Regions from separate parts of the Homo sapiens genome. Here region 2 is linked to region 1. Evidence: read pairs that join two places in POLR2A ChIA-PET (ENCODE). Cell type or tissue: MCF 10A. All regions are shown on one strand. Links, peaks and the distances in the headings refer to the core of each region. The heading gives the core; the rest is flanking DNA. Region 1 has its middle 34 kb from the start of DNAJB12. Region 2 overlaps ANAPC16 (anaphase promoting complex subunit 16).

Region 1 (10,973 bases), core at 1,974-9,973:
GCAGCGCCGGTGGGCTGGCACTGCTGGGGGACCCAGTACACCCTCCGCAGCCGCTGGCCCGGGTGCTAAGCCCCTCATTCCCCGGGGCGGCAGGGCCGGCGGGCTGCTCCGAGTGCGGGGCCGCCAAGCCCACGCCCACCCGGAACTCTAGCTGGCCCGCAAGCGCCGCGCGCAGCCCGGGTTCCCGCTCGCGCCTCTCCCTCCACACCTCCCTGCAAGCTGAGGGAGCCGGCTCTGACCTTGGCTAGCCCAGAAAGGGGCTCCCACAGTGCAGCGGTGGGCTGCAGGGCTCCTCAAGTGCCACCAAAGTGGGAGCCCAGGCAGAGGAGGCGCCGAGAGCGAGCGAGGGCTGTGAGGACTGCCAGCACGCTGTCACCTCTCAGCTTGACCCATGTCAACTTTGTATAAACACCCCACTGGGGGGGCCGGGGCCCCTCCCGGACCCGGCCTCACCCCAGGATCCCAAGCCCAGGCCTCTGCTTTCAGGACCCTGGGCCCAACATCCGCCCACTCCCTGCCAGCCTGGCTGCGGTGGGGTGGTATTGGAGCCTGGAGGATCGAGTTTCATGTCCTGCAGCTGCCCATATTATTAGCTCTGGAGGGGCAGCCGGGGCTGTAACACAATTCAAGGAACTGTTGACTTGGCTCGAGTTTCCAGCTCAGCAGCTGGGAGGGACGCGTGGAGTGGGGAGCAGGGACCTCTGGCTCCTCCCAACCCCCAGTGCCTGTTGTGAGAGCTAGAGAAGACTGCTAGATGACCGACTGAGTCCCTCCGGGCGCCATTGATGTCAGTACGGGCACTGGGGACTCTCTCACGGCCCTTGGGCGACCCCAGCCAGCTGCCTGGCTGCTGGCCTCCTCCCATACCTGTTTGTGCAATCTCGGCCTCCTCCTCTACCCACTGCCCCTGGCCGGAAGGTGATGGGGAAATGGGTAGCCCTACTCCTCAGCCTGGAAAAGGACGCCCCAGACCCCCAGCAGAAGAAGGAAAGTCCCCCTCCTCTCCGCCTCCCTCATCGACTCCTGCCTCTTTCTGTTGCTGGTGTCTGCAGGTGCCAGCACCCCCGGAGTAAGCCAGGGAAAACCTGGGCCTGGGCCAGGGCCCCAGACTGTGGCTCCAGGAAAGGACCTGGGCTCCTGTCCAGGCACCCAGCCCTGCATCCACAGGGGTATCAGTAACCAGCCTCCTAAGACCCCTGAGCCCCTCCCTTGTCTGCCAGTGGGAGTCACACCTTCCTGCATGCTGTTGGGGACTGAACATCCTACACACACCTGGAAGTGCCCCACAGGGTTGGCCATTGCATAGAAAGTTTTGGCCCGGTCCCTTCCCTGAGAAGGGACAAGGGACCTGTGGCCCTACTGAACTCTGCATAACAGACCTCACTGTCAGCAGAAACCAGCGATTAAGAATTTGAAGATTTTGGCCGGGCTCGGTGACTCACGCCTGTAATCCCAGCACTTTGGCAGGCCGAGGCGGGTGGATCGCCTGAGGTCAGGAGTTCAAGACCAGCCTGGCCAACATGGCGAAACCCCATCTCTACTAAAAATACAAAAAAAAAAAAAAAAAAAAAAAAAATTAGCCAGGCGTGGTGGTGGGCGCCTGTAATCTCAGCTACTTGGGAGGCTGAGGCAGGAGAATTGCTTGAACCCAGGAGGCAGAGGTTGCAGTGAGCCAAGATTGTGCCACTGCACTCCAGCCTGGGCGACAGAGCAAGACTCTGTCTCAAAAAATAATAAGGAAGGAAGGAAAGAAAGAGAGAAAGAATTTGAAGATTTCAGCACGGAATGGATAGTACCAGAACATGCTGGGCTTGGGGTCTAATTACTGGGCTGCCTGGAGAAGGCAACAAGGACAACATCCTTGTCCTGAAGGCATAAATCACAGAGTGTTAGAGGCGGCAGGCTGTGAAGACGGGTTCTCAAACTGTGTCCCCAGAGCCCTGGGCCCCCAGGGGTGTGGGGTAAGAGTGGGAGGGCCCCCGGGGCTCCAGCCCACCCGTCTCAGTCACCCGCTGTTATCTCTTGTTTAGTGCAGGTGGAATTGTGACTGAAGAAGGGGTTCCATGGCCAAAATAAATATTTAAAAAACAGACCCCTAATCTACCCCCACGATCTCACCACTGAGGAAATCGAGCCCCAGAAAAGAGAAGTGACTTGCCAAGGTCGCCCAGCTCAGCGGTGTCGGAGCTGCTGCCTGGGACACAGACCATCCCCCCGCCCCAACCCTGGGCTGTGGACCGTGGATGAGGAGGACAAAGGTGGGCCGGGGGTGCAGGCTGTCCCCAGCAAGGTCTGGGCCTCAGCCACGGCTCCCCTGACCTAACCCCCTAGGGCAGGCCTCAGGGCCAGGAGCTGGGTTGTCCCTGAAGGCAGCCCCAGACCCTGATCTAGGAGGGCAGCGGAGTCCTCTGTCCACTTCTCTGAGCAGCCGAGAGTTCTCCAGGTTGTCACCCTGGCGAGGCCTCTCCAAGTAACCAACAAGCCCTGCCAGCCTGCCAGTTAGCCATCGCCACACTGTCTCCCATTCCTCCTTGCAAGTACCCGACAGTCTGCAGACCTGGGGCCAAGCTTACCTGAGGCACATCCTGGGCTCCTGTCATTATTTCCTGCTGTTCCTGGTTGCCTCCCCCTGCCCTGCCCTATGTGGGTAGGTGCCCTTCCTCTCCCAGCCCCAGCCTCTGCTAACCTGTCCACCCAACCCCATGTTGACAGGCCCCTATCCTCCCTGGCCAAAGTGGCTCACAGGTCTTCCAGCCTGCCCCGGGGCTCTGGGTTCTCACACAGCCCAGCCCAGCCTCTTTCCAGTTGAGATGGACAAGGTGATGCCCTGACCTGAGAGAGCAAGCTGGCCAGGGGCTGGGTCCTGCGGCCCTGACTAGGTGAGACTCCGTCAGGAAACCAAAACAAGCTCCCCACACCTGCCCTCTCGCTAGGATATACCTTGCAATGCAGCACCAGGGTGGCCAACCGTCCTGACTTGCCTAGGACTCTCCTGGTGAGCACTGAGAGTCCCGAGTCCCCAGAAACCCCTCAGATCTGGGCATTCTGGGACAGCTGGCCACTCCACTGGGACACACATCCCAAGGGTCATCACACCTTTCCTGTCCCCACTGAACCAGGTATTTTTTCTTTCCATAACACTGGTCACTCACAAAGACAGGGTGGGGCCACAGGCAGTCCCCTTCGCCTGTCTGGCTCCCTCAGACTGGGCTGAGGCCGGCCACAGGCCCACAGTGCAGTCCGAGGCCTGATGAGGTCTGCTGAGTTGAGCAGAGGCTCCACAGTCCATCAGAGACCCAGGCCTGTTAGGTCCTGTGAGATGGAGAATGGAGGAGCCCAAGAAAGGCCCTGGGCTCCATCCCAGCCCTGTGTTGTCCCCAGGTTGGGGCAGGCCTGAGGTGATCCCAGGAAGGCAACCCCAGCGTAGGAACCAGGCCTGCCCGGGGCCCACTGAGGCTGCCTCTACCTGTCTGGGCTTGAGGTGAGTCACTTCCTCCCTCAGCTGGTATGTGATGGGGAGGGGAGGGTTGGGGAGGGGACAGCATCTAAAAATAGCAGGGCCTAGACTGGTGGAAGATGCCCGAAGAGCTTCCCCTTGGACCAGGGAGGACCTGGCTTCCCATGGAACCGCCATCAGCCACAGCCCCCACCAGGCCCTGCGTTAGGCCAGGGAGGGAGATGGCCAAGACCTCCCCCACCCTTGCTTCTCAGGCTCAGAGCCCCCTTGAAGGCTGAGTCTCAGGAGCAGCGCCGGATGGGGTAGGAGCTTGGAGAGAGAAGGCCTCCAGCAGACAGTACTCGTTCATTCCCCTCCCTGTGCACGCACACAGATGCACGCACACAGAGACACAGGCACGTACCCTCGCCCAGCCCGGCTTCATGAGTCATCTCCCTCATGCCAGGACTCATCTCCCTGGTCAGCAGGGTGGACTGAGGACCCACTGTGTGCTTGAGCCACACCCTGGAAGACAAGGAAGCCATGCTCATGACCGTCCCTGGCCTCGGGGACTCCACATCATAAGAGGCCACTCAGGAAAGAGGAGAACACCCAGGGCAAAAGCAAGAGGCAGGCAGGGGGTGTGTGGTGGATGAGCTGGAGTCCGGAAGACCTGGTTTCAAATCCTGGCACTCACCCTTTCTAGCCATGTGACCAGACAAGCTATTTGACTTCTCCTGCCTCCGCTTCCATCTATATAATGGATGCCACGTATGGCCCTCGTCATATGTCAAATACAATCATGCATATAAAGTCCCCAAGCAAACAGAGCTCTTGCCATCAAAGCTTATGGTATCAGGCTAGAAACCTTGGGGGCGGGGGCACTTTGAATATGTCAGTAGACCTTTCTATCCCAAGGACTTACTGTGACATTCCACCTGGCCCCACCTGTGATAGGGAAAGGGGGAGGGGAGGGGAGGGAGAGGAGCTGCCGCTCACAACAGTGCTGGCCTCTACTGTGAACACTTGATATCGTTCTCATTTTCCCCCAGCCTCACAACAGCTTTACAAAGTAGGCATCGCTATCCCCATTTCACAAGTGGAAAAATGGAGACCCAAAAACATTCAATCACCTGCCCAAGGTCATGCAGCTGGCCTGGGGCAGACGCCAGACTGGGGCCCAGATCTGAGTGTGATCTCCTTGTGCACTGTGGGATGAGGCGGGGTCTGTCATGCCTGGGGTCGGCTGAGGGTGCAGGGGTCTCTGACTCTTTTGGGAGGAGCCCCTAGAACCCCCTGCCTGAGGTGACTATGGAATATGCTGAGCCTTTGGCCAGGGCTGCCTTCCTCCTGTCTGGTCCCACCTCCCCCACCCGGACCCCCCCGGCCAGCCCTCAGACCCCTCCCAGAAACACGGAAGGGCTCCACTCCCTCTGGGAGTTACCACCTTCACTTCCAACTTCAGCTAGGTGAGGGAGGTACTGCAACCCCTGAGTGACAGAAAAGGCAGCCGGATCAGAGGGGTCAGGAACCTGCTGTCATGCTCGCAGAGCTGGGGAAGCAGAGCCTGGACAGAGCCCCAGCTGCTCAGACTCCTAAGCTGCCAGTCTGGATCCCACACCCCGGCTGTCGGGTAGGGTTGGGGACTTCTCTGCTCCCCCTGCTCCTCACGCTTCCCGGAGCCATCCCTGTTTGTACCGGCTGGGGTTACATGCAAAGTGCAAGCCTTGCATCAGCCAGATGGGCCCCGCTCTAGTAAGAGCTGCTTTCTGCCTCTCTGCGCCTTCCCCACCGTTATCTGACTCATCCCCTGACAGTCCCAGGAGACTAGAGAGAAGCCAGGCCTCTTATCCCTATTGCACAGATGGAGGGACTGAGAGAGGAAGTGACCTACTCCAGTGACTCAGGGCAGCAACCCAGGCTGAGGAGGCCACAGGTGTAGCTGGTGTGGCCTGGGGAAAGTTCCCGGGTGCCACACAGCCAGATAAGCAGTTTTTAATGCCTCACAGCAGGCACAAATATCAACCGATGTGTGTCAAATGAACGAAGGAATATTGCAGGCCCTGGGTGAAAGATGAGGGGTGATATTGAGGAAAAAATAAATATGATACAGGGAAGGAAAAAAGAAGCCGGAAACCCAGACATGCCCCAGTTGCAGCCTGTGAGCCCAGCTGGCTTTGTAGCTCCCAGTTCCCTTCTCTTTAAGAATCTTCATGGCTATCACTTACTGGGTGAGTGCTAGTGACTCTGATATAACACTTTGTAGCCTTTTTTTTTTTTTTTTGAGACCAGGTCTCACACTGTCGCACAGGCTGGAGTGCAGTGGCGTGATCTTGGCTCACTGCAGCCTTGACTTCCTGGGCTCAAGGGATCCTCCCACCTTGGCCTCCCAAAGTGCTGGTATTACAGGAGTGAGCCACCACACCCGCCCCTATAGCCTCTATCTTATTTCATCCTGACAACAACCCAGTGATGCTATCATCCTCCCCATTTAACAGATGAGTTATCTGAGGCTCAGAGAGGTTACACAGTTCTTGCTCCAGCCGGCACGGGACCACATTCCAGGGGCTGACTTGCAACTGCTCTCCAAACCCGGCAGGGCAGATGTGCCCCTGCGCGTGCGATACCCACGTGGGGCTGCCCAGGTGTGTCTGCGGGTTGGCACCAGCTCCTGGTATCTGTCAGAGCAGTGAGGGGGTGGTGCGACAGGAGCGGAACCGAACGCCAGTGGCCGGGATGGATAATGAGCCAGGGCGCCTGGGCTGCAAGGGGGCTTGGGCACGCGGGCCTACCCGTGTGCGCAGGCCCTGGGCGCCCCCCGCACCGGGCGCCCTCCCCGAAACCCAGCCACGACTGCGGAACTGGGGGCGGGGCCAATGCTGGAGGCAGGGCCCGCCGGCGCCGGGCTCCCACCCCCCAGCGCCCGCTGACAACCCGCGGCGCGTTGCCAGCGATTGCCCCATCAGGCCGCATCCGCTTTCGCAGCCCTGCACGTTGTGCACACAGCGCGCCGGCCTGGGCGGGGCTGCTTGTCCCCGGCCCCCTGCCCCCCACCCGCGGCCCTCGCCCGGCTGCCTTCTGCCCCGGCTGAGACCCGGGCCAGACTGAGTCCCTAGCGGCCCATTACCCCGCCGGGCTCGTCCCAGACACCTTTGATGGCTGCCCTTTGCCCCGTCTGGTCTGAGCGGACAAACGAGGGAAATTGAGTAAGCCAGCTCAGCAAGACAGGAAACTCCTGGCCGCTTTGTTACTCATGATTTTCAGCAACTTGGGGAGTGGGGGGCAGGGGAGGGGAGTCCTAGGGGAATTTCTGTAGTTCAAGAAGTTTGGGGGCTCCAGGACTGGGAGTGCCCTCGGGGAGGTCTACCTCCCGGGGCAGGTCTATTTCCCAGGCCAGGTACCGTAGTTGGCACTAGTAAGTAAGTGCTCCACAAATTCGTGTTAACATGCATTTTCAAGAATGCAATTTATTTAATTTTCAAGTCTTCAGTCCCAGCTACTCCGTAGGCTGAGGCGGGAGGACCCCTTTAGCCCAGGAGGTCAAGGCTGCAGTGAGCTACGATCTTGCCACTGCATTCCAGCCTGGGTGACATAGCTAGACTGGTCTCAAAAAAAAAAAAAAAAAAAGGCATTTTCTCACCTACCTGCTTTGAGTGCCTGCCAGAAAGAATCTCCAGGTGAAAGGGGACAGGTTTAGGGCTGGAGCTGAAGGCTGGCATTTGGGGTTTGAGGTTCTGCGTTTGGCATTGGTTTGCTGTTTCACTTGGGCAAATCTCTTGGCCTCTCTGGGCTGCGTTTCTGTAGGGAATCAGTAATAAGGCAACCTGTCTGGCTCTAAGGCTCAGAGGCACGGGGCAGGCTTTGAATTTCCAGCAAGCAGGAGAAAGAGCCTTTGATTTGAAGCAGAGATTTCCTCTTGAACATTAATATTCTGGGCTTTTCCAGGCTGGAGCTTTAGAACCGCTGTTACTAAACTAAGTGACATGAGTAGCCCCCCGTTGCTTACAGAATTTCTTGGCTTGGCATTTGGGGTTTTCTCACGTTGATTCTACCCTGCCTGTATGGCTTAACCCCCAACTACACCCCTACACTGTAATTAGGAAGAGCCTCAGACTTCCCCACACACCCCACACAATGTTCAGACTTCTGTGCCCTCACTCATGCTGTTCCTTCTGCCCGGAATGCTTTTCCCTACACTCTTCAAATGATTGGCTCTTTCTCATATTGATCCCCACATAAATGTTACTTGAGTAGAGATCCTGTTATTAACTCTCAGAGCTTCCTGTTTTCTCTCTTTAGCTCTTACTGCAGTTCAGAATTCGAAGTTGCTTTCTCCACCGGGCTGAAAGGTCGATGAGGGAGAGATCATGTCTGTTTTCCTCATCTCCACATACCCAGCACTTACCAAGGTGCCTGGCATACACTAAGAGATCAATAAATATATATGGAAAGGGGCCGGGCGCAGTGGCTTATGCCTGTAATCCCAGCACTTTGGGAGGTCGAGGCAGGCAGATCACCTGAGGTCAGGAGTTGGAGACTAGCCTGGCCAACGTGGTGAAACCCTGTCTCTACTAAAAATACAAAAATTAGCCGGTTGTGGTGACACGTGCCTGTAATCCCAGCTACTTGGGAGACTGAGGCAGGAGAATAGCTTGAATCCGGGAGGCGGAGGTTGCAGTGAGCCGAGATCATGCCATTGCACTCCAGCCTGGATGACGAGCAAAACTCCATCTCAAAAAATAATAATAATAAAGGCCAGGCACGGTGGCTCACACCTGTAATCCCAGCACTTTGGGAGGCCAAAGAGGGTGGATCACAAGGTCAGGAGATTGAGAGCATTCTGGCCAACATGATGAAACCCCGTCTCTACTAAAAATACAAAAATTAGCCAGGTGTGGTGGCGCATGCCTGTAATCCCAGCTACTCAGGAGGCTGAGGCAGGAGAATCTCTTGAACTCAGGAGGCGGAGGTTGCAGTGAGCCGAGATCACATCATTGCACTCCAGCCCAGGCAACAGAGTGAGACTCCATCTCAAAAAATAATAATAATAATAATTAAATAAATAAATAAATATGGAAAGGAGGAAAGAATGAATGATTGATTAGCAAAACATGAAAACATTTTCTAAAAAGATGGGTGGGCATGCATGTATGTAAATAAAGACATAGTTATGTCTGTAAACATAAGAAAAAGTCAAGACAGTATACAACAACCTAATTCCCCGCAAGGAGTAAGATGCAGATTTCTGATGGTTTATTGTATATTCAAGTCTTGCTTAAAGGTCATCTATTCTGTAGGTCTCTGGTCCTGCCTGTGTGCTGTGCTATATCTGAGCATGCTGCCAGGCACCCTGAAGCCAGGCCTGATGCTCCCTCCTGATCCAGTCCTAATGATCCTGCCTGAGGCCAGGCAGAGGGACAGATGGCAGCAGCCCCTCGTGTGCCTGAGTTTGTCCACTGGTGCAGGTGAAAGCAGAGATGGTAAGGACAATGACAGTGCAGGACTGACACCAGGCCACCCATCCCCACCCAGCAGGTGCCATCGCCGCACGTGGCCTTGGGCTATCAGCAGAGCTTCAATGTGACAGGAAGCCTGGCCTCCTGCAAGGCTGGGCCCAGCTGGCTCACTTCCAGGTTCAAGACAGAGCCTCGGCTGTGGGAGGCACAACAGGCAGCTTTTCACTGCTCTCGGGGTGCCTAGGTGAGGGGCAACCTTTTTTTCTTTTTTTTGAGATGGAGTCTCATTCTGTCACCCAGGCTAGAGTGCCATGGCGCAATCTCGGCTCACTGCAGCCTCCACCTTCCAGGTTCAAGCGATTCTCCCACCTCGGCCTCCCAAGTAGCTGGGATTACAGGCAAGCACCACCATGCCCAGCTAATTTTTGTATTTTTAATAGAGATGGGGTTTCACCAGGTTAGCCAGATTGGTCTTGAACTCCTGACCTCAGGTGATCCGCCTGCCTTGGCGTCCCAAAGTGCTGGGATTATAGGGGTGAGCCACTGCGCCTGGTCCTCCAGGAACAACCTTGTGTGAACAAAAATCCTCTTGCCCATTCTGTGTCCCACAGCAGCTCCCGTGAGACCTGGAACAACACGGTTCAGACCAACTGGGCCAGAGGAGAGGAAGGAAGAGTGGCAGAGGGCTCAGGGTCAGATGTCTGAGCTTCTGTTCCCATGGGTGCCTCTCATTATGCTTGTCAGGAAGCAGAAGAGAGTGCAACCTTTGACCTCATCTGAACTAACCCATCTCACCCTGGTTTCTCTTCCCTGACTGTCTCCGAACCTGTTACCCCACTTGGAAAATCAGGGGGTAGTGCAGGGGTGAACCCTCCATTCTGGAATCACCCAGCCTCCAGTGGTTTCAGGTCCACACCCACCAGTTGTGTGACACTGGACAACTGGCTTTGCTCCTGCTCTGCCTCAGTTTCCCCAAAAAATTAGTTAATGCATGGAAAGTGTTTAGAAGAGATCCTCATAGACAGTAAGTGTGTCTGTTCCCTGTAGTGTCAGCTACTAACTGTATGGCTAGGAAAATAACAGTAACTCCCTCATCAGCTGTGCTGAGGATTCCATCAGATCATGTATGTAAAGTGGTTGGCATAAGCACACTTAGTGTTCAGTGTTTACTTGTCTTACTAAAGATCACAAAATGGGGCTACAGATCTTGGTCCCTGAAATGCTGGGGCATGAGCACGGTAGCTGCTGGGGGCTTCCTGGGAAAGGAACACAGGCCTTCCATGTCCCTGGGAGCCACATTGGTCTGATGGTGTTACTGAGTGTTGTGTTGCTGAACTGTCTGCTTAGTCACCTGCCTGCTACCTCAAACACATTTAAACCAACTCCTTCTGGACTGGCTTTCCCAATATACTATCCTGGCACTGTCACAGGCCTAGAGCACTGGGCAAAGTGTCAGACCTGCTGCAAAATACAGTTGGAACTTTATCTGACCCTTGGCTCCTGTCCCAAGCAGAAATATATTGGCAGGAACTTGCAGCAAAGCTGAAGCAAGCCTGGGAGCTGGAGGAGGAAGGTGGCCTGGGATGGCCAACCACATACTCCCCCCACGCCCTCCATCCTTGTTGGCCCCCCTTTTTATTTATACAGTGTTGCTAATTAATGCCATTCTTAGTTATGAAGCCGTGTTACAAACCTAGGGCTTAACTGTGAGCCCTGGATTTGTAGAGAAGGGATGGAAAGAGGGGAAAGAGAACCATTCCCCAAAAACTCAGGGAAGTACACTGCAGAGATTTCCTCTTTCTTCCCTCAGTGTCATTTGGAGCCGACTTTCTGGAGGCCAGGACAATCTTTTGCACAGTGGTGCTGTCCGGAACTCCCCCGAAAGAGCCCATGACAATGGCAGCAGGGACAGCCATGCCAGATTGGAACTTGGCCAGCTATGGAGGGGAGAATGTCTCAGCCTGGGTGTCTCCACCCCAAACCAAGGCCAAGGGCAAAGGCAAACCTCTCTTCCCTCCCGGTTCCATTTGGCAACTCCTGCAGGGAGGTCCCAGGCAAGTCTAGGAGGTCCCAGGCCAGTC
Region 2 (10,973 bases), core at 1,779-9,778, 90 kb after region 1:
TGGGACCATCTTTGAGCCCAAAGCATAGTAACAGGCGTTGTGGACGATGCAACATAATGACTGACAAAAAGGTATAGAGAGGGAGGTACTCTCTTTAAAAAATTGTGAGAGTCTTATTCTTGGTAAGACTAAAATAGCAGCTAAGTGATCAATGAGAAAGGTGCTTCAAAAAGCATTTTTGTTTAATGCTAAGATCACTTCAGTTTCCAAGGTCATATAAAGAAACATCCAATTTAGAGAAAAAATTCTGTAATAAGTTCAAATACCAAAGCGTAAAGATGATGTAACACAGTGCCTATGCTGCATGGTTACACAAATGAAACGAGAAAGGTAGTGATTGCTTCTAAATTCTCACTGAAAATCCAATTTAAAGGTTTATTGCAGTCTAGGTATTTTTAATTTTTCCCTTGGTGATTATCAAGATGGTTGATGCTAATAAGTACTATTAAAAAACTAAAATGCTGTCGAATATGGAACTTCTTTTAGTTAAGAATTATTAATATAGAAAATGTGAGTTGGTGGACTGGTACTTCTTGTGCTCTGATTTTTATTTATTTATTTTCTTCTTTTTTTTGAGACAGTTTCGCTCTTGTTGCTCAGGCTGGAGCACACAGGCACGATCTCCACTCACTGCAACCTCCGCCTCCCGGGTTCAAACGATTCTGCTGCCTCAGCCTCCTGAGTAGCTGGGATTACAGGCGCCCGCCACCACGCCTGGCTAATTTTTTTTGTAGTTTTAGTAGAGACAAGGTTTCACCATGTTGGCCAGGCTGGTCTCGAACTCCCGATCTCAGGCAATCCGCCTGCCTCAGCCTCCCAAAGTGCCGGGATTACAGGCGTGAGCCACCACGCCCGGCTTTATTTTTTTTTTTTTGAGACAGAGTCTCGCTCTGTCACCCAGACTAGAGTGCAATGGTGTGATCTCAGCTCACTGCAACCTCCGCCTCCTGGGTTTAAGCGATTCTCATGCCTCAGCCTCCTGAGTAGCTGGGATTACAAGTGTGTGCCACCACACTGAGCTAATTTTTGTATTTTCAATAGAGACTGAGTTTCACCATGTCGGCCAGACTGGTCTTGAACTCCTGACCTCTAGTGATCCACTCACCTCAGCCTCCCCAGGTGCTGGGATTAAAGGTGGGAGCCACTGTGCCCAGTCTCCAATTTGCTTTAGAGGCAATAATGAGATGAATTATCAGGCAACTGGGATCTATTCCAAGTCCGAGATTTTCTTCTGCCTGGGCTATGTGACCATGAGCAGGTGTTTAACTTCACAGGGCTCAGGCTCTTAACCGACTGAATGAGGTCACCACCTCCCGTCAGGTAGAATGTGTTAAACATTTTGAACTCTTGAGATTAAGGCTAAATGCTACTGGGATTATATTTACTTATAATTAAGCAACTCTAAGCAGATCAGATGCAAGTTATTAATAAGGAACCAGACAAATGTTGTCTAAGGCAAAATTTGCATACAACGTAATAAATGATTATACCAGTTGTTTACTGTGGAAAGTGGGGTCCCATGAAGGAAAACAGCACATCTCTTAGCCTTCCAGGTTTTCCCCTATCATGGTATAAAAACTTACTTGAGGCCAGGCGCGGTGGCTCATGCCTGTAATCCCAGCACTTTGGAGGCCAAGGTTGGGGGGATCTCTTGAGGCCAGGAGTTCAAGACCAACCTGGGCAACATAGCAAGACCATGTCTCTTTAAAAAAAAATTGGCTGGGCAAGGTGGCTCACGCCTGTAATCCCAGCAATTTGGGAGGCTGAGGCAGGTGGATCACCTGAGGTCAGAAGTTCGAGACTAGCCTGGTCAACATGGTGAAACCCCGTCTCTACTAAATATACAAAAAATTAGCTGGGTGTGGTGGCGGGTGCCTGTAATCCCAGCTACTTGGGAGGCTGAGGCAGGAGAATTGCTTGAACCTGGGAGGTGGATGTTGCAGTGAGCAGAGATCGCGCCATTGCGATACAGCCTGGGCAACAAGAGCAAAACTTCGTCTCAAAAAAAAAAAAAAACTACTTAAATATCATTAAGATAAATTTATGTACTCCTATAAAGACAAATATCCCTTAAGTAAAGCCAGTCTACCATTTGTTTAGGAGAGATGGTTTTTAGATTCCCTTCTTCTAAAAAGTAATTTGACCTCTTCACTTCATCCCAAATCCCTGAGATTTTGAAAGGATAATGCCACCAATTTGGAGCTCTTTCAAAGGATTTATTTGCTACAGAATTGCTTGAGTCCACCAATGAGAAGAACTCAGGATTTCTGTGTTTAAAAGGATTTTGCTTACTGCTTTATTTTTACAAGTGCTGCCATATCCAAAAAGCACTTCTTTTTGCCAGCATTTGGCATGTCTATAAGAGGTTAGAAAAAGTCAGAATCTATAGAATTGATGTCTAAAAATAGGAAAAAAAAAAGAATATTTAAAAATTCCTCATTTGGATAGGTCCTGAGTTGAAAACACATTCATCTGCAAAATAACTTTTTTAGGTCAGAATGCTATATTTTTAACCACAGATGCTGACCTTGACCTTGACTGGTAAATATTTCCAGGCACCATATGGATGACAGGACAGACGCCATTCAGTTGGCCAAATCTGATATATGCCCTACTTGGCTTGTGAAAATTTTTGAGTATCTCTTAACCCCAAACCTCCTGGTTCTCTGAAACTGATTGTCTTAATCTGATTCCCAATACTTTTAAAAACAAATAAACAAAACATTCCCTGAAAGATCACACATATAAGTATTTGTTGCCTGTGAATAGATACAGAGAAACCAAGTACAAATGTGCATTAACAATTCAGTGACGTAGCTGTGGATCTCTGGATGGCTATGTAAGCTGTGAGAAAGTCCCCCACTGGCTTTGCACTTGCTGCGCACCAGAGGTGACCATCCAGGCAGTATCAACCTGAAGAGGGGGTGAATCCCAGCAGCTGCTCGATGGGCTTAAACCGCCACTCGTCAGCCTCCAGCTCTTCTACCAAACCAGCTAGTTTTTCCATCCGAGCAACTTGCTGATCTGTAAGGAGTCAAGGAAAGAATATTATGCAACAACGTATTACCCAAGAGACTGCCACCAGCCACCAAGATGATGACTGGTATAAAAATAATTTCTAGGCCGGGTGTGGTGGATCACGCCTATAATCCCAGCACTTTGGGAGGCCGAGGCGGGCGGATCACGAGGTCAAGAGATCGAGACCATCCTGGCCAATATGGTGAAACCCCATCTCTATAAAAATACAAAAAAAATTAGCTGGACGTGGTGGCATGCGCCTGTAGTCCCAGCTACTCGGGAGGCTGAGGCAGGAGAATCGCTTGAACCCTGGAGGCAGAGGTTGCAGTGAGCCGAGATCGTGCCACTGCATTCCAGCCTGGTGACAGAGTGAGAATCCGTCTCAAAAAAAAAAAATTTCTAGATGGATTTTTTTTTCTCCTCAAGATTCTCTCTCTTTTTTTGGGGGGTGGGGTGGGGGTGGGGAATGGAGTCTTGCTTTGTTGCCCAGGCTGCAGTGCAATGGCGCGATCTCGGCTCACTGAAACCTCTGCCTCGTGGGTTCAAGTGATTCTCCCGCCTCAGCCTCCTGAGTAGCTGGGACTACAGGCACCCGCCATCGTGCCCAGCTAAGTTTTTTATTTTTGTAGAGATGGGGTTTCACCATGTTGGCCAGGCTAGTCTCGAACTCCTGACCTCAGGTGATCTGCCTGCCTCAGCCTCCCAAAGTGCTGGGATTACAGACGTGAGCCACTGTGCCCGACCCTCAAAATTCTCATAATGGGGTCTTATTCTATGCTGGTCAGAAGCTTAATTTTTTTTTTTTTTTTTTTTTTTTTTTGAGACAGAGTTTCACCCTTATTGCCCAGGCTGGAGTGCAATGGTGTGATCTCAGCTCACTGCAACCTCTGTCTCCTGGGTCCAAGCGATTCTGCTGCCTCAGCCTCCCGAGTAGCTGGAATTACAGGCATATGCCACCATGCCTGGCTAATTTTGTATTTTTAGTAGAGATGGGGTTTCTCCATGTTGGTCAGGCCAGTCTCGAACTCCCGACCTCAGGTGATCCGCCCGTGTCAGCCTCCCAAATTGTTGGGATTATAGGCATGAGCCACCGTGCCCGGCCTATTTTTTTTTTTTTAAGTTGGAAGTTTCTTCTAATGTTAAAAGAAGAAAGGCTGGGCGCAGTGGCTCATGCCTGTAATCCAAGCACTTTGGGATGCCAAGGCAGGCGGATCACAAGGTCAAGAGATCAAGACCATCCTGGCCAACATGGTGAAACCCCATCTCTACTAAAAATACAAAAATTAGCTGGGCGTGGTGGCGTGCACCTGTAGTCCCAGCTATTTGTGAGGCTGAGGAAGGAGAATCACTTGAACCCAGGAGGCAAAGGTTGCAGTGAGCCGCGATCATGCCATTGCACTCCAGCCCGGGTGACAGTGAGAGACTCCGTCTCAAAAAATAAAAGTCATTTTAAAATAAAATGATCACATTTTCAGGATGTGCCCTATTTTTTTCCAGAGACAGGGTCTCACTCTGTCACCAAGGCTGGAGTATGCCTCCTGGGCTGAAGCGATCGTCCCAACTCAGCCTCCCACGTAGCTGGGACCACAGGCATGCACCACCATTCTCCACTAATTTTTGTATTTTCTTTTTTTAGATATGGGGTTTCACCATGTTGCCCAGGTCAGTCTTGAACTCCTGGGCTCAAGCAGTCTTCCTGCTTCAGCCTCCCAACGTGCTGGGATTAGAGGCATGAGCTACTGCACCCGGCCTGGATGTGCTCTGTTCCTAAAAAAAGTACTCATCCTCTATGCCATAGTGATTTGTGGACTAAAATCCTAGGGTTAGAGGCAATTACAGCTTTTCCCCCTACATAAAGTTTCAATGGAGAAATGGTCTGGAGGGGGAACACAGTTTGTTGATGCAGAAATGAAGGCCTGGTGAGGCCTAATGTAACAGAAAAAGTGTTATCAGGATGTTAGAGTATAGACAGACCAGGAGGTATCGTACAAATACTTGAAGATGATGATGGTAACCAGTGGAGGACAACAGTAAAAGGAGGTTTCAGACAGGAGAGGAAAAAGTAACACAAGAGGAGCAGGAAGCACTGACTCCCTGGAGGACCAACTTTTTTTGTTTTTCAGACAGGGTCTCTGTTGCACAGGCTAGAGTGCAGTGCTGTGATTCCGGCTCATTGCAGCCTCAACCTCCCGGGCTCAAGTGATCTTCCCACCTCAGCCTCCCAAGTAGCTGGGACTACAGGTATGCGCCACCATGCCTGACTAATTTTTTCTTTGTAGAGATGCAGTTTCACCATGTTGGCCAGGCTGGTCTCAAACTCCTGACCTCAAGTGATCCACCCGCCTCAGCCTCCCAAAGTGCTGGGATTACAAACGTGAGCCACTGCACTCGGCCCCAACCTTAAGCCTCAATGTGGACATTATGACTAGATTAAGACCTAGAATGTTCTTTAATTTAGGAAGTCCACTAAAATAGCCTTGCTGAGTTTGGGGATTTTTGTCACAGCCTCATCCACCCCCTAGCAAATTTATTCTCACAGTCAAGTACGCAACACTCATGTGCTTACCATGTTTCACCTGTTTAAGCGTGGATGCCACTTGATAGCTAAAAACAGATTCGCAGAGGAATCTCTCAGAGCCATCTACAAACAAAAGGAGAAAAGGTTTTAATCTGCTCTAAAGGTTTTATGGCTTCTGATAAACCAAGTAAACTTGTCTATTCTTTTCCCTGCTTGTACATTCAGGGTCTAGTTCTCAGTGTTTACAAAGACGGGTTCTGCTTCATTTAGAACTAAGACTGTTATAAAAGCTATTTATTCTATACCTAGAATATTAAAATAGTCCCTCTACTTAAGAGTTTAAAAATAGTGTTTAAAAAAACAAAAACAAGAAACCTCCGTCTGATGTCCTGGTCAACACTTCCCTCCTCCCAACCTGAGAGTTCCTTAATGTTCTCCTGTATGTCAAGCAAACACTGGCAGCTGACACATTTGGCCTTGTGGCTGGCTCCTGTAGTGTCAAAATATAAAGGTTCACCAAAACTCCAAATCATTTTCAGTCTAAAAAACAAAGCTGAGGAAAAAATTGTTGATTTTTAATATATCAAATTACATCACTCTGACAATCACAGAACACTGCTGGGAAATTTCATTCTGTGAACGCAAACTGTAACCTTGATTTTCCAACTGAACCAAAACACTGCAATTTGGATGACGATAAGAGTATGGTGCAAGTTCAGAACCTAGAATTGTACTGGTGCCAAGAACTGCCAACAAGAAGTGGCCAACTCAGTTGCCACAGCACTTGGAAGATGATCATGAAACATAAGCTAGTTCATGTTATTCCTTGTCAGGCAAGGGCTGATACAGCAAAACATATTCTCAAAAATTTACAGCTCACGTAGAAACATTTGATTTTTAAAAAGGTAGCAGAAACCATTTGGGGGATGTACCTTATTGCGAAAATCCTAAAACAAACGGGGAGAGAGGACACAGCTGTCCTTTTTCAGGCAGTACTTCACGTTAGCACTACTAGGCCTCAAGCATTCACCCATCAATCATGGGTTGTTGTGTTGGCCAGGTATTACATGGCAAGCAGACAGGACTAACACATTCTGGCCTCATGCTGAGTTTCACACAAAGGAAACCTTATTTCAGAAGTCACAATAACCAATTAAAAAAAAAAACAACTATAGATACTGTATCCAAAGAGCTTGAATATATAACCAAGAGGGCATCCTTCCAATATCATCTTCAAAGTGATCAAAAAAAAAAAAAAAAGAGAAAAAGAAAAAAATGAAAGTATAATTATTGGGATGTATACTTTTTGTATTCTTCAGAGACAGTGTTACATTCTGTAAATTCAAACTCAGTCTCAAAAAAAAAAGGGGTTTGAATGTCAGCAGTCATTATCCTATTCATATTCTTGCTTAAAAAGTCCAATTATAACTCATATTTTATTTTAGAAAGAGGAAAGCATAGACAATTAGAGTTTACCTCCCAGATGGTTTGATCCTGAACTTTAGGATTACACACAAGGCAGTGGGAATTATAGGCTATAAGGATCAGGCCAAGATGTATATGGAAGCTCCTGAAAGTGCCACCTCTCACTTGCATTTAATCACAGGCACCATTAGGATAAAATAGTTAAGTTGTGATATTTGCATATTTTCCTTGGTAATGAACTTCAAAGCAAAAGGATATAAGCTAAACTTTCAAAAAGGAACCTCTGCATTTCACTCCACCACACTATATGCCTGTGGAACACACTTTTGCTGATTTGCAGCTCCCTATTAACGTCCAAGTCCAATTGCTTCTTAGCCACATCCTATTAGATGTGGTATCAGTACCAGTCTAAAGCCTGGAATTGCTCCAGAACGGAGTCAGCTGGGGGCAATCTCTTCCATTTAGAAACTGTAATCAAACCCTTTGTAACACAGCAGGTAGCAATACATCAGCTTTCCTTGTCAGGGACAAGCACAGGTCATAAACAGGGAAAAGTTTAGTAAATTACCCAAATCTAACACCATAGCCAACTCCAATAAATAAGGATGGTAACAAATACATTAAAAAGAATATTACCTCACAGTAGGCAATTAGACAATGCCAGATAATTTATACTTCAGTGGCTACAATGTCTCTAAAATACAGCCACTGATGGGCTGGAAGGCAGTTTCTAATGTGCTCAGTAATAACTGGGTGAGGACAATTTTGGCCAAGGGCAGGAGAATGCTGCAAACTGCTGTATGCTGCTTATGTGAGGTGTCTGTTATCAGAGAGCAGAGGCACAAAAAAGTTAATTCACAAGGTTAACTACAGGTGATTTGGGTTTACTATCCTAGACTCACAAGGATGTAACATCAAGTTGAACCTTTTGAGATTAAAAACAGCATCCATCCTTGATTCCTAACTGCTTTTGTTCCTTACTCTTGACAGGCAACCCTTCCTGCTCTATTTTCATATCCTTTTTTTTTTTTTTTAAACCAAGTCTCGCTCTGTCGCCCAGGCTGGGGGGCAGTGGCATGATCTCGGCTCACTGCAACCTCCGCCTCCTGGGTTCAAGCAATTCTCTCAGCCTCCTGAGTAGCTGGGACTATAGGCACACACCACGATGCCTTTTTTTTTTTTTTTTTGTATTTTTAGTAGAGGTGGGGTTTCACCATATTGGTCAGGCTGGTCTCGAACTCCTGACCTCAGGTGATCCGCCCACCTCGGCCTCCCAAAGTGCTGGGATTACAGGCGTGAGGCACCGTGCCCGGCCTCTATTTTCATATTCTATTAAACTATTATTGGTCAGGTACATGTGTGTTAGATTTATTGTATAATAGAATAGTATCACCTATAAACATGGTAGAAAATGCTTCCAAATCCAACATCCTTACATTTCAGAGTACTCTTCTCAATTTAATATTCTTGATTTGACCAAGAATATTAAATGGGTTTAGGGGTTGCCATCTCTACATTATTTTTCAGTCTTTAAGTGTAATACTCTTTATATTCTTAAGATTTTAGATTTTTAAAGATTATCTTAATCTTTTTAAGATTTAAGATTATTGGTAAAACTTGAAATGTAAGAAACACAATCAAAACTGTGCACTGTGTATTTATACTTAATATAAATGTATCCTACAACAGAAACACAACACATTTCTCCATGAAGCATATTGAGATGGAATAAAAATGGATAGATCTATAACTCGTTAGAACATCAACATTCAGACTAATCTCAGAAGCCTTTCTTCTTCAATATCTCCACATAATTTGATGTATACTGACAAAGAATGCTGATAGCTTTGAGACTGTGGAGGTACCTCCTGTATTAAATTCCTCTTATAGCTAGAATTTAAATGACTTTAATCTTAGAGCTCCATTGTTGAATATGGATTCTTCTGCTGCTATAAAACTCATTAAGCAATTTAAGTGTCTCCCATTTTTGATTTGTTTTGTGGGAAACTTCCTTAATACTAGGTCTTTGCTGCATATAAATGAAGTCATAATATAGTTTTAGCACCAAATATGGTAACAGGGCCCCAATTGTTCACTACTTCTAACCAGACTCAGTGATACTAACTTGAGTATTTAGTTAACACAATTAAAGAAAATAAAAAGGCAAAGAGAGAAGTACATGTATCACTAATTACATATGCTACCTGGTCATCTACCTCACCACTAGTCATAACCCAAACCAATCCTAGGGAGCTCTATGGTCCCAGAGTCCCCCCGTGGTTTCCTGTCACAAATGATTTTGGGCTTAACCCGTAACTCTTTTTATTATTTCTGATTATTCATCACCCCCAAGGCCAACTATAGTTTGTATCTTTTCTTTTCTTTTTTTTTTTTTGAGACAAGGTCTCCATCACCCAGGCTCGAATGCAGTGATGCGATCACAGCTCACTGCAGCCTCCACCTCCCAGGCTCAGGTGAACCTCCCACCTCACCTTCCTAAGTAGCTGGGACTACAGCCACGTGCCACCACACCCAGCTAATTTTCTATTTTTTCTAGAGACAGGATTTCGTCATGTTGCCCAGGCTGGTCTCAAACTCCTGGGTTCAAGCAATCTGCCTGCCTCAGCCTCCCAAAGTGCTGGGATTACAGGTGTGAGTCACTATGCCTGGCCTATAGTTTGTATCTTTCTCACAGATATTCCTAGATTAGTTTTAAAATATAGTTGTGTAAATTTGAAATATTAAGGCCAGGTGCGGTGGTTCATGCCTGTAATCATAGCACTTTGGGAGGCTGAGGTGGGCAGATCATTTGAGGTCAGGAGTTCAAGCTCAGCCTGGGCAACATGGCGAAACCCTGCCTCTATTAAAAATATTAAAAAAATTAGCCAGGTGTGGTGGTGGGCACCTGTAATCCCAGCTGCTTGGGAGGCTGGGGCAGGAGAATCACTTGAACCCGGGAGGCAGAGGTTGTAGTGAGCCAAGATCGAGCCACTGCACTACAGCCTGGGCAACAGAGCGAGACTCTGTCTCAAAAAAAAAAAAAAATTGCAACACTTAAAGGAAAAAAGATCAATATATAATTAAGCACTAAAATACTAGAATCAAGTAAATTTTGAATCCTTAATAGGTTATTCCCCAAAGCTTTTTTTTTGCTTTTTTTTTTTGAGACAGAGTCTTGCTCTGTCACCAGCCTGGAGTACAGTGGCATGATATCTGCTCACCGCAACCTCTGCCTCCCAGATTCAAGTGATTCTCCTGCCTCAGCCTCCTGAGTAGCTGGACTACAGGCATGCGCCACCACATCCAGCTAATTTTTTTGTATTTTTAGTAGAGACGGGGTTTCACCATGTTAGCCAAGATGGTCTCAATCTCCTGACCTTGTGATCTGCCTGCCTTGGCCTCCAGAAGTGCTGGGATTACAGGCGTGAGTTACTGCGCCTGGCCTCCCAGTGCTTTTTAAAAATTTATTATTACTATTTTTTGAGACAGAGTCTCATTCTGTCACCCAGGCTGGAGTGCCATGGCATGATCATGGCTCAATGCAACCTTGAACTCCTGGGCTCAAACAATCCTCATGCCTTGGCTTCCCAAAATGCTGAAATTTTAGGTTTGAGCCACCACTCCTGGTCCCAATGTTTTTCAAAATATGGAAGACTGCCTTCATGAGAAGGGCCTGGATGCTGGTAAAAAATGGACTCCTGAGCTACACCCTAGACTAATTCAGAAACTCTAAGGTGGGCCCAGAAATATGCATTTTATTTATTTATTTATATATATTTTTGAGACAGAGTCTTGCTCTGTCACCCAGGCTGGAGTGCAGTGGCACAATATTGGCTCACTAAAACCTCTGCCTTCTGGGTTCAAGTGATTCTCCTGCCTCAGCCTCCCGATTAGCTGGGATTACAGACATCGCCACCATGCCCAGCTAGTTTTTGTATTTTTAGTAGAGATGGGGTTTCACCATGTTGGGCAGGCTGGTCTCGAACTCCTGACCTCAGGTGATCCACCCGCC

The links. Peaks named below come from ENCODE experiments on the same cell type or tissue, not always from the same donor. Only the 100,000 strongest peaks of a DNase experiment are listed, where the experiment ranks them.
Region 2: POLR2A ChIA-PET joins it to region 1 with 25 read pairs; 24 of 35 experiments call an interaction of 5 or more read pairs at or near these places.

What each region holds. Positions count from the first base shown.
Region 1 is chr10:72,315,182-72,326,154 of GRCh38, reverse strand. No RefSeq gene overlaps it. Among named protein-coding and RNA genes, the nearest start is that of DNAJB12, 34 kb to the left of the region's middle. RefSeq lists enhancers at 3,276-3,325, 3,288-4,487, 4,921-5,340, 5,090-5,384, 7,021-7,070 and 1 more and silencers at 3,330-3,624, 6,111-6,670. In MCF 10A, for the core only: no CTCF peak of the experiment used is centred there; DNase peaks (open chromatin) are centred at 3,874, 5,234, 6,064, 6,374 and 1 weaker place.
Region 2 is chr10:72,225,052-72,236,024 of GRCh38, reverse strand. It overlaps ANAPC16 (anaphase promoting complex subunit 16), which reads right to left. Exons shown (of 4, transcript NM_173473.4): 3 at 5,585-5,659; 4 at 165-3,024. The coding sequence ends at 2,909. Among named protein-coding and RNA genes, the nearest start is that of ASCC1, 14 kb to the right of the region's middle. In MCF 10A, for the core only: no CTCF peak of the experiment used is centred there; DNase peaks (open chromatin) are centred at 3,064 and 6,264.